Regions from separate parts of the Homo sapiens genome. Here region 1 is linked to region 2. The links are chromatin loops, found by intact Hi-C in ENCODE. Cell type or tissue: IMR-90. All regions are shown on one strand.

Region 1 (8,000 bases), 120 kb before region 2:
CCTCAATTCCAATGACTCAGCCATGCTGAAAAGCATACAGAACACGCTGAAAAACAAGACAAGACCGTCGGAGAACATGGACTCCAGATTTCTCATGCCTGAAGCCTACCCCAGCTCCCCCAGAAAAGCTCTTCGCAGAATACGCCAGCGAAGCAACAGTGATATCACCATAAGTGAACTTGATGTGGATAGCTTTGATGAATGTATCTCACCTACATACAAGACTGGACCATCACTGCACAGGGAATATGGTAGCACATCTTCAATTGATAAACAGGGAACATCTGGAGAAAGCTTTTTTGATTTGTTAAAGGGCTACAAAGATGACAAATCTGATCGAGGTCCAACTCCAACCAAGCTCAGTGACTTTCTCATTACTGGTGGTGGCAAGGGTTCTGGTTTCTCTTTGGATGTAATAGACGGGCCTATCTCACAGAGAGAGAACCTCAGGCTTTTTAAGGAAAGGGAAAAACCACTCAAGCGACGTTCAAAATCTGAAACTGGAGACTCATCTATTTTTCGTAAATTGCGCAATGCCAAAGGTGAAGAACTTGGGAAGTCATCAGATCTTGAAGATAACCGATCAGAAGACTCTGTCAGGCCCTGGACATGTCCAAAGTGCTTTGCCCACTATGATGTCCAGAGTATATTATTTGATTTGAATGAGGCAATTATGAACAGGCACAATGTTATTAAGAGGAGAAACACCACCACTGGAGCTTCCGCAGCTGCCGTGGCATCCTTGGTCTCTGGACCTCTGTCTCATTCAGCCAGTTTTAGCTCCCCAATGGGCAGCACAGAGGACCTGAATTCCAAAGGAAGCCTCAGCATGGACCAGGGAGATGATAAAAGCAATGAGCTTGTAATGAGCTGTCCATATTTTCGGAATGAGATAGGTGGAGAAGGGGAGAGGAAAATCAGCCTTTCAAAATCAAATTCTGGCTCCTTTAGTGGATGTGAAAGTGCCTCCTTTGAGTCTACCCTTAGTTCCCATTGCACAAATGCAGGAGTGGCAGTACTTGAAGTGCCCAAGGAGAACTTGGTGTTGCACCTAGATAGAGTGAAAAGATACATCGTGGAACACGTAGATCTGGGTGCATACTATTATAGAAAATTTTTCTACCAGAAGGGTAAGTAGAGATCCTTTATTTCTTACATTTTCTTTTGCAGTACTTTCTGAAGAAAAGTACTGTATATTAAGATATTTATTAACAATGTGACATAAGATTTGCATGTCTTATCTTTCTTGATGGTAAAATAGCTAAATAACCATTTGCTCAATTTATTTCTTTTTGCATTTTTTGAGTTACTTTCTCCTTTCAGATATATAAATGTCTTGTATGTTAAATAGTACTTTTACAAATAAAAAGCCCCTTTGACTTAGCGATTGAAATTATAGTCTTTGTTGTACAGTAGATTTGCTGTGTCACCTTTAGGGATAAATATACCAAGTTGAAAATATTTGAAATATAGCTGTTGTTTAAGGATTGCAAAACAGTTTTAATGCTACTTTCATTTTTTATCACTTCCACAGTAAGTACAGGAATCATTTCTTTGCTGCTTCAATGTTGTCATCAGTAGGTGGTAATTATAATATATTCCTGTCCATTTACAGGAAGTATTGTGAAAACAAATTACATTATTTGACAAAAGTCACAGAGCCAATAAGTCTCAGTGCCAAGAATCAAATCTCGGTCTTTGAGTAGAAAAGGCACTGAAGAGAGAAGTACCTTTGACATAAGGGCCACTTCCTTTCTAATCTTTTCTTTGAGTGGGAGAGTAAAAAAAAAAAAAAAAAAAAAAAATATATATATATATATATATATATATATATATGTACACACACACACATATATACACACATATATACACACATATATATTTGAGATTATACACAGTTTTATCTCATACTTTTAAGAAAGACCATTGTGATTTACCGAAAAGTAAGTAGTATAAGTGAACCCTTACAAGCTTTTTGAGCAGCGTTAATTAAGGAATGAGTTTAAGTCATCCAGGTAGACAAACGAGGAAACAGGATGCTTACCCACGAAGGACATACCTCTGTGTTCCATTAGCTAGATTGGTCATCTCTGTAGCCAAGTGAAGAGGCCTGTGGCGAGAGGCTCCCTGTCTGCAAGCTATTCTCACAGTGTTTTGATTTCCACTGTTTTGGGGTTTTGAATGGTATTTAAAATTATTTAAAATTATTGAATGGTATTTAAAATTATGAGTGAAGTTTAGTTTCAAATATAGTACTCATAGCTTTATAACAATTGCTTTAGAATAAAGCATATCTTAATATTACTACATGATAGGTCCCATTCCAGAAGGCTTGTTGACGGAAACAATCTTGTCTCGTGACTAAACATCCATGTCTCATTCCTACATATCTATAGCGTGGGTCTTGGAATCAATATGTATTGCATACCCTGATGTCATTTTTAAACATTTATCTTCTCAGAATAATTTTCTGAAGTTTATATTTTAGAAATTACATCTCTGTTACACTGTCCTTTAAGGTACAAGGTTTCTCATTCTTGCCAACTTGGCATTTGGGGGTGCGATGATTCTTTGTTGGGGTAGCGTGGAGTAGGGGGCTGTCCTGTGTATTGTAGGATGTAGGATGCTTAGCAGCATCCCTGGCTTCCACACTATTAATGCCAGTAGGTTTTCCTCCTCCCTCTAGTTGTGACAGCCTAAAATGTCTTCAGGCATTGCCAAATGTCTCTTAAGAGGTAAACTAACCCCTAGCTGAGAACCCCTGCTTTACTGTACCTGTGCAAATTTTCTGCAGGTGTGTCTGAGCTGTCGATAGGTGGAGGCAAAATGGCCTCCACCCAAAACTGACACTGAAACATATTAGTTATAATCTAATTTATGTAATAATGGGTACTTTTTTCCTATTAGGCAGTATAATAATATTATTATAATAATGAACATTTTGGGTACTTACTGTGTACCAGGCACTGTACTAGGCATTTGCTATGCCACATTTTCTCATTTCAATCTCTTGATGCCCAGGAAGGTAGGTACTATTGTTAACCTTATTTTCCAGTTGAGAAAACTGGAGCTTAAGTGATAAGACTCTCATGGAGCTAGTAAATGTTGGAGCCAGGCTGTCTGAACAGAGTCATGTTCTTAATCACTGTTCTCTGATCTCTGCTAGGTTAAAGAGATGGAGAATCTTAAAGTATTTTATCTTTCAAAAGTCTGGAATAAAAATGTGAATGCCTAGATTCCAGATTAATCCTGTTTGTTCATAATAACCTCATAAATCTAATACCCACTAATCCAGTAGTTACTAACTTGAAGCATGGAAAATACCCTTTTACCCAGCATAATTGGAACTAGTGAATTGAAAATATCAACTCAAGCAGGGAATTGTTAAAAAGTATACATTCAAACTGTTTTATTATCATTAACACATATAAGAATATGTTTGCCAAACTCTTGTGAGACCAAGGGCTTTTCTTTGACAATGATTCTACTCTTTTAAATTCTTAATTGTGTTAATAGGCTAAACCATAAGAATAAAAACATAGAGACTAACAACATAATCTGAGTACAAAATCTTAGATTTCATAAATTTTTTCTCATTTTTTCATAGCTGTCCTGCCCACATTTAATCCAACAGCTTTCTTTTTAATGACTTGCCTTTATTAAGTTTGTATAAAGCCTTAGTTTTTAATAGGAACAACGTTTATCTTTTGTACTCATATTTCATCAGCTTTCATGATTAAATTTCATAATTAAAATAGCAAGTCAATTGGTATAAACAGCTCACTCTTTGTCAGCATGAGGTCCAGCTGGCAGGAACAGAAAGTATGTATGGCACCTAGGGATCACCCACTAGACTGCTAGTGCCATTGGGTATTTGTCAGCATGGTTTGCAGGGAAATTATGAGCAGTGGTTAATCCAGGAAGTTGTTCAGTGGAAGTCAGTTACACAGAGTGGTTACTGTAAGAGCTTTTCTTGGGCCACACAACTTTCAAGTCAGACAGGCAATTTGTTACAGTATGATAATATACCACAAATAGTGGCTCTGGATAACAAAATTTGGAGCAGAAATTAAGCTCTGTAAAGTATAAACTGTACATTTTAAAAATTGTTGTTTATACTTTTATATAGTATAAAACATATCTAAACAAACAACTCTGTCTTATAATAGACAACTTTGATTCACTGAAATTAGCAGACTAACTCATTTTTCCTAATCAGAACCTTAAAGCAAGTCTTCTTGTTGAAGGAGTACATCAGTGTCAGATGTAATTTATCCTCTAGCACCAAGGTGTGGCAGAGCTGACCTGGCTGTCACTCAGCCGCTTATCACCGGGTAGTTTCCATTTGGCTGCCTAATGCATTCCTGACTTCACTGTGGCTAAGTCTCAGGTGGGGAGGGGGTGGAGGGGGAGTACTTTACTAAAGTATGCTATACAGCTGATATTATATGTAAAAATCATATTTGGCTGATGAAGCTATAATCACTTTATTATTATGTTGTTTTTATAAACATTATTTTACAAATTTAGACTTCAGAGGCTATTTTAGTCCAACATAGAAGCCAGGTCCATTGCTGGAAAAATACTGGATCAGTAGAGGAATCCCATTGTTTGTATTTAGTAAAATAAGCAACATGCCATTGATGCTTTTCTTTCCAGTCCTTTCTCATGCCCACTTCTCTTTGCCATTTTGCTAGTGAGTGTATGTTTATATTGAGAACCAGGATTAAATGACAGTAATAATATAGCTAACATGCATCATGTTACTTCTTTGTACTTTATTGAGTTCCTCACTTAATGCCCATTGGACATTAAGGTGGATCTGTACTGGTGATAGAAGTCCAAGTGATAGCCACATCCTCCTTATGGAGGCACAGACTAGGCAGTAGGGCTGCATTCAGATTAACCTGAATTACTTATCTTCCTTTGAGTATGTATGTGTTTTGTGTTATTTATTTATTTATTTATTTATTTATTTATTTATTTATTGAGACAGAGTCTCACTCTCTCACCTACGCTGGAGTTCAGTGGCACGATCTCCGCTCACTGCAATCTTTGCCTCCTGGATTCAAGCGATTCTCGTGCCTCAGCCTCCCAGGTAGCTGGGATTACAGGTGTGCAGCACTGTGCCAAGCTAATTTTTGTATTTTTAGTAGAGATGGGGTTTCACCACGTTGGCAAGGCTGGTCTCAAACTCCTGGCCTTAAGTGATCTGCCTGCCTTGGCCTCCCAAAGTGCGGTATTACAAGCGTGAGCCACCGTACCTGGCCTTTTGTTTTCATTTAGATAGTCACCATGATCAGAGTACTAAGGAAATTTATAAGTGGAAAATACTAAGTTATAGAATAATTATAATGTTGCCTATATCCTGCATAGCTTGTTGAGGAGGAGACCCTTTCCAAGCCATTACTCATCTTGGTTTCTGTGGCCCCACAGGACTTCTTCAATTTTGCACCGAGTGTATAATTGTCTATGAAGTGTGTTCTCCTTGAATCCTATAGAGAGGAATGCATTAATGAAGACAGAGGAGCCCATGGGCTCTTGGCAGTGGCATTTGTTGCTCCACTGATCAACAGTGTTGATAGGCTTGTCTTCATGGTAGGTGGAGTGTTACTCTCAAAGTCAAGTTACTGAAGATGCTGTGATAGGGAAGGGCCTCCCTCTACTGCACACTGCCCAGGAGAAACACAGTATCTGGTCTGAAGCGCATCTAAGAGTATTTTCCCATTCCTTAAAAGAGGGACGACTAATGCTTATGCACCTAAATATTCTTTGGATAACTGTAAGCCACCAGATTTGATTGTTCTTACTGTTCACCTTCCTTCTCCTCCTCCTCCATTCCAAAACACATACAAATCAGGTTGAACAGTGATTGAGGAGACAAAGCACATTTCAGTTGCTGTTTTCTGTCTTTACCTCTCACCCTCTTGTAATCAGCCATCTTTAACATAGTTTCTTTAGAATACCACACTTATCTTGATTTGTACTAAAGTTACAGCTTTAGCACTCTCATATACTCTCAATTTTGCTATCAAGAGCTGTTTTTCAAGTTCCAGTCTGTCAAATAAGCATCATTAAATAGCTGTTATAAATTTTAGTGGATTATTTTTTAGTGCATATAGAACATCAGGGAATATGATTAGCTAAATATATTTCTAAAATTGTGTGCTTATTTTGTTTATTCAGTTTTTTTTGCTTTTTAAAAAATCCTTCTGCTATGTAAATATTAGGCTTGAGAAAAGTACCATAGAATGCCTTACAATTCAGTGTTCTTTAAATATAATTATTCTACTTCTAGTTTTTTGATGTGGACAGTTTTAGATTTCAGATAAATGGTAAACTCCAAGGTCAATGAGTCTGTTCTGCTGAACCATGTTGTGTTCTACGCTGTTGAATTTAGCAGTTATTTTCTGCCAAAATGAATTGAATGGTGAAAGTTTTTATACATATATAATAATTGTTTTAATGCCCTTGCCTTTCATGTTTTTATTGAAGTATTTTTCAATGTAGTTTCATTTTTAAACACTCTATTTATATATAATCTATGTAATTCATTCGAAGGTAGCTCTCTATGTATTCCCTCACAGGGAGATTTGAGGCACTAAATGCCTTCCTGAGAAGCTAAGCTAGGAGTGTGTTTTGCTGCTGTCCTTTTATCTGCTCAGGGCTTCCAGAAGCAAGAAAGCTAGTAGTAGGTATTGTGGTTTTGTGTGTTTGCTCTTTGGAAAGCAGAGGTCCTCTCTTTTCTTCACTGTGATCTCAAAGTCCCAGCGTGGCTCAGCTGCAAGCGTGGCTCAGCTGCACCCTGATCTGGAAGGCTTTCACAGTGCCTGAGCCTCTCAAGCCAGAGGTTTTTGGAAGCTGCTTAAAAGGGCGTGGGCTTCAACTGCTCCTACATGTGTTTTATTTTAAAATCAAGATAGGCCATCAAAGACCACACTAGTTCAACACTTGACTTTATTAAAGGTCATCTTTTTAAGAGCCAGTCATATAAAAACAGAGTTTGTTTTGCAGTAAAGCTGGTGATGAAGACATTTTCATTGTGTCATTCATCAGCCCCTTTAGAAAGTTCACGTGAAAAATTTATTTTAGAATTTGATGCCAGAAGTTGAAACCGGTAGCTACCAAATGCCTGCCTTTCTGATGATAGGTATTTTGTGTGTGTGTTTTGTTTCACTGTATGTCTAGTTTTACTTCAACTCCCAGAACCAAATTTGATGCTCAACTATACAGCTTTGATTATTAACACATCTGCTTCCACTTTCATCTTTTATTTTCCTATTCTGTTTCATTAGCATGATTTATATATATCCTGTATCATTAATGACCTCAATTCTTTTTGGAAAAAGATGATTAGCCTACATTTATATCCAAATAAAACGCCTTTGTCCCCAGGCTTTCTCCTTAGTTCCGGCTGCATTTCTCACCAGCTGTTAATCTGCCTCTACCCAGATGGCTACCTCATTGGCATCTGTAACCCATGTGCAGAGAGATTTGGAGTTCACCATTTTTTCCCCTCCTCATCATTGCTCTCCTTCTGTAAATTAAAGCTTCTTTGATGCCTCCTTTATCTTCATTGTGTTCAACCTACGATCTCTAGTCTACCTTCAAATTGCAGGTAACTTCTGTTCCTTCTGTCCCATTCCCAATTCTTTATGTAACTTCAGGGCCTCATGCTTCTTACCCAAATTCTAGGTTTCTTAGTCCCTTTATAGTCTACCCTGCTCAAAATCTAACCTTTTGTCTTTGCCAGATAGTCCTTTATTCAATCATGTAACAAACATGTGGGTCATCTGAGAGGCAGATGCTGAGACTATACAGGACTGCAAGTGGTTAGGGGCTTGGATGAGAGTAACTTAGGTCTGTGAAAGATAATTTCGCAGAGAAAGGCTTCAGTCCTTCAAAGGAAAGAGGAGACAAAGGAAGATTAGGCAGGGAGAGCCTCAGACCGTGATGCAGGTCTGACAAAGTGTCAGTCAATGCAAAGGGTCAAAAATGAG
Region 2 (8,000 bases):
ATTGCAGCTGTTTTCCCATAGTTACCACCCCATTTTATATACCCAACATTGCCAACATTCATTATCATCTGGCTTTTTTTTATTATAGCCAAAGTGGCATCTCGTGGTTTTGATTCGTATTTCCCTAATAACTAATGGTATTGAATATCTTTTGATGTGCTTGTTGGACATTTGTTTTTTGGTGTTTTTTTTTTTTTGTTTTTTTTTTTTTTTTTGGAGAAATGTCTATTCAAATCATTTGCCCATTGTTTAATTGGGTTATTTGAAGCACAAAAGTTTTAAATTTTTATGAAGTCCAGTTTATTTTTTTCTTTTGTTTCATATGCTTTTGTTGTCATAGCTAAGAAACCATTTTATAACTGGAGGTCCTGAAGACTTACACATATGTTTTCTTGTAAGAGCTTTATAGTTTTAGCTTTTACATTTAGATCTTTGATCATTTGTGAGTTTATTTTTCTATATGGTAAGGATCCAACTTTATTCTTTCTTTCTTTTTTTTTTTTTTTGAGACAGGGTATCACTCTGTCACCAAGGCTGGAATGCCGTGCAGTGGCACAATCTCGGCTCACTGTAGCCTCAACCTCCTGGGCTCAAGCGATCCTCCCACCTCAGCCTCCTATATAACTGGGACTATAGGCAGGCACCACCATGCCTGGCTAATTTTTGTATTTTTTGTAGAAATGGGGTTTTGCTGTGTTACCCAGACTGGGCTTGAACTCCTGAGCTGAAGCAATCCACCTGCCTTGGCCTCCCAAAGTGCTGGGACTATAGGTGTGAGCCACTGCCCCAGTTCCAACTTTATTCTTTTTTGCATGTGAATATTCAGTTGTCTCACCATCATTTCATGATAAACCTAATTTTTTCCCCATTGAATTGCCTTGGTACCTCTGTATAAATTTCACCTCAAAGCATGTCTTAGAAGGCTGTCTCCTAAACAGAGGCTAATTGGGGAAGGAGGTCTCTCTAGACATAAGTCTTATATTCAGCCTTCTATTTACTCTGAACAAATAGGGCTTTTAGAATTAACATGCTTTCTAATTATAATCCCTTTGGAAATGTCATTTCCTTTCTCTTTTAAGATACTAAAACTTCAATGACAATTTAAATTTCTTCCTGACTAAAATAATCTCAATAGTATTGATACTTTAGCATAAATCAAATAATGAAAAATAGATTAAAAAAAAAAAACACGTTTCTAGTACCCTTTACCATGGATACTTCTGAATGGACCATAGTGACATAGGTTCCCTGTCTTACTGTGACTAGTCATTATTGGAACTTTTAGGCCTTCAGAGCCCTATAACTAGAAATTAATCACAGTGTCATTTCTGTTATTCTCTTGTTCAGGAAGCAAAACTTTGCACTCAAATAAATTCTGCTTCTCTTGCAGTCTGATAGCCACTACTCGAGCCACTCCAGTAGCAATACTCTCTCCAGCAATGCGTCAAGTGCCCATAGTGATGAGAAGTGGTACGATGGGGACCGCACAGAATCCGAACTCAACAGCTATAACTATCTGCAAGGCACCTCTGCTGACAGTGGCATTGACACCACCTCTTATGGCCCCAGCCACGGCAGCACAGCCTCGCTGGGGGCTGCCACATCGTCACCTCGCTCAGGGCCAGGCAAGGAGAAAGTGGCACCCCTATGGCACAGCTCCAGTGAAGTAATCTCCATGGCAGATCGGACTTTGGAGACAGAGAGCCACGGCCTGGACCGGAAAACAGAGTCTTCCCTGAGCTTAGACATACACAGCAAGAGCCAAGCCGGCTCGACCCCTCTGACAAGGGAGAACAGCACCTTCAGTATAAACGATGCTGCTTCCCACACAAGGTAACCACCCTTCCCCGCTGTCTGATTCCCAGCCCAGACCTAAGCCCAGTTCCCTGGCCTCAGCCCACTTTACTTTGCTCAATAGTGTATAAGGAAAGGAGGTTTTTCTGCAGTGACAATTATTTTTATATGTTTAATGCCCTTTATTTGCCTTCAAAATACTTTAATCCTGCAATTTTAGTGCATTATTTTAAACTGTGAGAAAATTTTGCAGATTTATTCTTTTTAAAGTTGGATTTGATTTTTAAAATAATGTTCCTGGCTACTACAATTTGAGAGGAAATTTGTAATTTTGTAATGTTGGCTTTCGGTGAGTAATAGGGAATGTATACTGGGACAAGCTTTTGAAGACTATGTTTTTAAAATATTGACCATATTGTTAAAAGACAGAGGTCTTTTCTGAGTAACAGAGCATCGTTTGCGATGCCAAGCACGTCCTTTACGTGCCTCTCAAGCCGAGAACCTCACTTACCTGATATTTACATTGTAACTTTTTTTCAGTAATTGGCTCCTGGCAGCAATGGGTTGAGAGTGGGGGATGTCCAATAGAAACGTGTAGCTAAAATTAGACATACCTTTCAGAATAGGAAAGTACACATTCCCCTGTATCCTTGGAGATCACACCTCTAGATAAAATAAATACTATTTGTCGTTTCCTCTTGATTGGAGCCTAAAATCCCCAATGTGACAAGATCCACATAGGGAAGAAGCATTCCATCACTGTCTTTTTAGGCCTGTTGATCTCTGTGTGGTTTCTCCTTTTATCTTCGATTGTTGTCAGTCATTGATCAATGTGTGAGACCATCTAACCTTGCTGTCTTCTGGGTCTGCTATGATTATGACCGCAAGAAAAATAGTAGAGGCTGGGCGTGGTGGCTCACGCCTGTAATCCCAGCACTTTGGGAGGCCGAGGTGGGCAGATCACTTGAGGTCAGGAGTTTGAGACCAGCTTGGCCAACATGGTGAAACCCCGTCTCTACTAAAAGTACAGAAATTAGCTGGGCATGGTGGCAGGCACCTGTAATCCCAGCTACTTGGGAGGCTGAGGCAGGAGAATCGCTTGAACCCAGGAGGCAGAGGTTGCGGTGAGCCAAGATCACACAACTGCACTCCAGCCTGGGCAACAGAGTGAGATTCTGTCTCAAAAAAAAAAAAAAAAAAGAAAGAAAGAAAGAAAAAGAAAAGTAATAGAGAGGCTTAATTTAGTTTTTATTTTTCAAATGGAAATCTAGGCACATAATCTGTCAGTAAACCCCAGATAACCTTAAGGAGAGAGGACATCCTCTACTTAATTTGGATTGCTTTCACTTGACCAGCTAAGTATTTTGTTTTCTCATGGAGTCTCTATCGCTACTTATCATTGAGCTTCCCTTCATTTAAAATGTCAGGCCCCATGGAATGAAGCCTTTCACTAGTTTTGTTTCTGTTTACCACTACCACATTGCAGATCTCAAAATGATGGTGATAGGTCTGGAAACTCCATGGCTTCCAAGCAAAAGGAAATTGGGAAAGTAGTCTCAGTATTCTTGAGTACTATGTATTCCGTTCCACAATTCAGAAAGTAGATTGTTTGATTCAAATGGTATAAGAGATGTGTTTGCCAAAGTAGAACAGGAAGTGGGCATCAGATGCCATAACCATATAGACAGAATCACACAAGACAGAATGATGACACTCGCTGGCTGTTCTTGGCACATCCCCATCTCAGTAGACTGTGCATTGACTTAGAACATTTTGCATATCTGAATAGTTTCTCTCTGGTTTTTAAGTTTAGTTTGACTCCTATTTCTTTGGTTTTCAATTTGTCATTTTGAAAGGAGGATGCCTTTTTTTAAGAATGTCTTCCATCTGAAAATATTTCTCTGGTCCAATGTGATGGCAGAAGAAAGTTGGTTATAGAGATCTTGTCTCAAATGGCATCACCATGGAGTGAGATTGGAAAGAGCTGGGCCCCTGAAACCAAAGCACAGAATGTGCGGCTGTGCCATTATCTAACAAATCCCAGGGGATCAACAAAGCTCCCTGAAAAAAGCATCTGGGTTTGCATTATCTGAATGTGCTGACTGGAGCTGCCTGAAGGCCTCAAAGGATTATCTAAATTTTCTGCTTCTAACTGGAAGAATGCAGAATCATTGAAATCATCCTTTAGAAATAACTCTCCTATTGAAAGTCAAACTTACTAGAGAAGAGAAGAATGTGGCCATTCAGGGAGGGTGGCAGAGCTTCTCACCCACTCATTTGAGTCACATTCATTTCTAGACTCTGGTAAGTAGGGATGTTTTGAGACTTTGGTATGTTGATCTTGGCAGAGTGAGTTGGATAATCAGAGCTTTAGCAGCCTGCCTTTTCTGGAGGAAAGGGGACTTAGCCACCAAATGCACATTGCTATAGAAAAACTAAAATCACAGCAAATTAGAGTGTTTGTGTCCTCAGAAGACAGGAACAGCAATTAATGTAGAGATATCTTGACAGTGCTTAAAAGAGCTTGTACCTGGGACTCAGTGACAAAGTCTAAATTACAGTGATTAAGTTTCACTGCATCTTTCTGGCTGGGCTCCATTCCTACCTTCTCTGTCCTCTAGTCTCCCTCTTGATGATCATGCAGATCTTTTGTAGCTCCTCATGAGAGCTACATTAATACAGGTTGGTAATTACATAGAGTTGCTATATTTGAATGTCATTAAAAGAAGCCACACATACTGGTAACTTTCTATAACTAAAAACGTCTATTAATTGCTCTAAATTATTGCTCCCTAGAATATATGTGTATCTTTATGAAGCTTGGAAATTTAGGGAGAAAATTTATTTTATTTTATTTTTTGGTAATGGCTGTTTCACTTTCAGATCTTAAAATGAACCACTGAAAAAAAAAAGATTAGTGGTAAGCCTAGGAGAGGTGAAGATAGTAGTAATTTAAGGACATTCTTAAATTTAAGCAGCATTCATTTTCTTCTTAGCGTTCTGGCCTTGGCAGTAGGCAGTGCCAGTTTGTGTGGCAATCAAGGACCTCCTCAGTTAGTCCAAAATCCTCTAGACCTGCTGACCAATGCTGTTTCTGGTGTTGGAGCTTAATTTGAGAACACACATGAGAAAGCTAAAAACCCTACCTCATGCTTGCACATAGATATCTCTTCTGTAACTGACTGACCTGACTTGTTTTGGTGTCCACGGTTGTTAGCCAGCTATTCTCCAGGTCTCCTTCCTCTTGCTTCCCTAAGGCCCCCTCAGACACCTGTAGCCAATTACTACCCACTTATGCGATCACATATACCTTTTTACTGCCATCTAGTCAGTACAAGAGGATTTTTCACCCAATATGTTCATCCTAAGTATATTTGCATAGGCCGTGCCAACATGAGCATAATAGATTGATACTCAATACATGCCAATGAGCAAATAGGAATAACTAGCTGGGCACGGTGACATGGGCCTATAGTCCCAGCTGCTCAGGAGGCTGAGGCAGGAGGATCATTTGTACCCAGGAGTTAGAGGTCAATCTGGGCAACATAGTGAGACACTGTCTCAAAAAAATGAAAGAATGACTTTTCTTTATGTTTTTTGCCTGATGACTCAAACCAGTTCAAAAGTTACATAAATCCTCAACTCCTGGCTCTTAGAAAACCACTAACTATTTTGAAGGTTATTGTACAGATGCATCAGTATTTGCACAGAGCTGCAGTGCTTATAGGTGTAGGTATGAGAGCATACATAGAGTCTTTGTGTAGCATGAAGTCTTAGTAAACTGTCATGTCTACATAAAAGTTTGTAAACTCTACGAAGTATGACAAGGAAAAACTTTAGAACAGCTAATATACAAATATCAGTCAGGATCTAGATATATGTTGGTCAGTGTCTGACATTATCACTGGAAGAACTGGTTAAAGACCAAGAAAAATGCCTGCCCACAGTTGTCAACACAGCTCAATTTCATGAATGTGCTTTTTCTGGTTGATGGTTCATGCCACAAAAGCTGTATGTTTCTTGAGAGCTGAGGAAAAGAAAGGCTTCTTATGTGTGGTTTACATTGAACATTAGGACTGCCTCAGGCTACTCTGGCACACTGGGCTGTCTGTGTGCCTCTGTGTATGCCCTGTTCCCTGCACCCTCATTGGCATCCTATGGATGTGAGAAATATGCCTTCCATCTTTGTTTAGAAGTTACTCCGTTGTCTTTACCTGTAACATTTCCTTCTCTAAATCTTTTCTGCCTGGAAATGTTTTTTTTTTTAGTTACTAACAATTAATTGCCTCTCTTTTATATTTTTTCCTTAAGATGAGAATGTTATTTTTCTAAATATTATGGACTAACTCAGAATATGAAAATTCACCCTCTAAAATAACAAAACCAGAACTTCTCTTAAGAGATGTGGTTGACTCTATTTGCCTTAGCCTAGGTTGTGGGTATGGATCATTTTAATTGGCAATTTTTGCTTTGCATCACCGCATACAATAAACATTCACGATTATGTTCTATGTTGCTGTTACATGGCAGAACTCCAGGTGATTTGGCCTAAGCGATCTTGCCACACCTCTTCCAGCTTTTGGGGGTGGTTATTTTATCCAGAACCAGTTACTTTTAGTAACCTCAAAGACTGAAAAATAGAACCACTGAGGAAGAAATTTCAAGTGAACCTTGAGAAAATGAGCCCTCTGTCAAGCCACAGATGCTTGATGCAGATCTCACCAACAAAACATTTTTTTGCTTTGTTCTATGAAGCAACTAATCCATTCATTCAGTTGATGTAGCAAGCCCAAATTCTTCAAGTGTCATTAAATCATAAGGCCAAAAGGAATTCAGAAAGGGCAGAGAGCCCATTCTTCGTCATATGTAAAGCATTCTACCAGGATGAGAATTCATACAATTGTTTTATTGGGGCAGTGGGGAGGGAAATAATCTCAAGAGATTTCACAGCTTTTCTCTCTTTTTTTTTTTAAAGACAGGGTCCCTCATTCTGTCACTCAGGCTAGAGTTCAGTGGTGGCCCTGCAGCTCACTATAGCCTCAACCTTCTGGGCTCAAGTGATCCTCCCACCTTAGCCTCCTGAGTATCTGGGACTATAGGCATGCACCACTATGCTAAGCTAATTTTTAATATTTTTATAGAGACAGGGTCTCATCATGTTGCCCAGGCTGGTCTCATACTCCTGTGCTCAGGCAGTCCTCTCACCTTGGCCTCCCATAGTGCAGGAATTACCGGCATGAGCCACTGAGCCTGGCCCACACAACTTTTCTAAATAATTTCAGTATATAATAAGTCCTCTCCCTTTTCAATATTTAATTCCATTCCTCTAGCTACAGCTCAAATACACAATTAAGAGAGAATAAATGTCTTTTTATGAGCTGAGTGTTTTCTAAACATGAAGATTTTTGACATCTAAGATTCTGAGAACATGTGTTGGCCCTGCTTGCCTTAACCTAGTTATTGGATATAGATTATTGACTATAACGTGGTCATTTGCAAAAAAAGAAAGAAGGAAAATTTGGTATAGCTCTCTACCCCCAGGCAAGTTGGGAGAGGAACATAAGGAAAATAGATTTGGAGCCTGAGACCCTGGTTCAAGTCTCAGTTCTACCATTGGTCAGCTATGTGGCCTGTGGCCAGTTGTACCATTTCACCTGGCTTGTCCCTCATCTGTAATCTAGGAGATGGCATATTGGCCATGGAATACACCATAGGATTTTAAGGTGCACAAATTAAACAGATACAAGCACATGGTGACAAATGAAGATGGCTTACTATTGCATCTTTCAGTTCACTGGCCAGCAAACTGCATTTCAGCAGTCAGCTTGTTCAGATTCTACACAATAGACAGCAGGTCAGAAACTCAGTGGCTAATGGATAAAGCCTGCAGCTGGTAATGTGCCATGTCATACACATTAGCATAGCCTAGTACCACCAAACCAAAATCCTGTTCCACCTACTAAATGGCTGTTTTTACATGTCTGTTGAAAATAAAAAAGATTATCAAATGTATTGCAAACTGTAAATGTCATTTTAAGACCAAAGGTTTTTTGTCATTTCCTTTTGTAAGCTCTTCATCACCTGCCTTAACAATTTTCTAGTGACTTTTCTTTTAACAAGCAGGTATCTCCCACAGCTCTTATAACTACACTTTGTGTGTTTCATCCTATAATCATATTTTCTCTTCTCAAGCATCTGGCTTTGTT

Evidence for each region. Hi-C counts contacts between places; a loop is a spot of excess contacts. Peaks named below come from ENCODE experiments on the same cell type or tissue, not always from the same donor. Only the 100,000 strongest peaks of a DNase experiment are listed, where the experiment ranks them.
Region 1: it touches region 2 in a loop (2.4-fold over the local background); 3 of 110 quality-filtered maps call a loop at or near these places.

Annotation. Positions count from the first base shown.
Region 1 is chr14:71,588,241-71,596,240 of GRCh38, forward strand. SIPA1L1 (signal induced proliferation associated 1 like 1) reads left to right here. Exons shown (of 24, transcript NM_001386936.1): 5 at 1-1,130. Among named protein-coding and RNA genes, the nearest start is that of SNORD56B, 190 kb to the left of the region's middle. In IMR-90, no CTCF peak of the experiment used is centred here; DNase peaks (open chromatin) are centred at 1 and 3,891; H3K27ac peaks cover 500 bases.
Region 2 is chr14:71,707,832-71,715,831 of GRCh38, forward strand. It overlaps SIPA1L1 (signal induced proliferation associated 1 like 1), which reads left to right. Exons shown (of 24, transcript NM_001386936.1): 17 at 1,391-1,833. Among named protein-coding and RNA genes, the nearest start is that of RGS6, 220 kb to the right of the region's middle. In IMR-90, no CTCF peak of the experiment used is centred here; DNase peaks (open chromatin) are centred at 4,090 and 6,620; H3K27ac peaks cover 2,879 bases.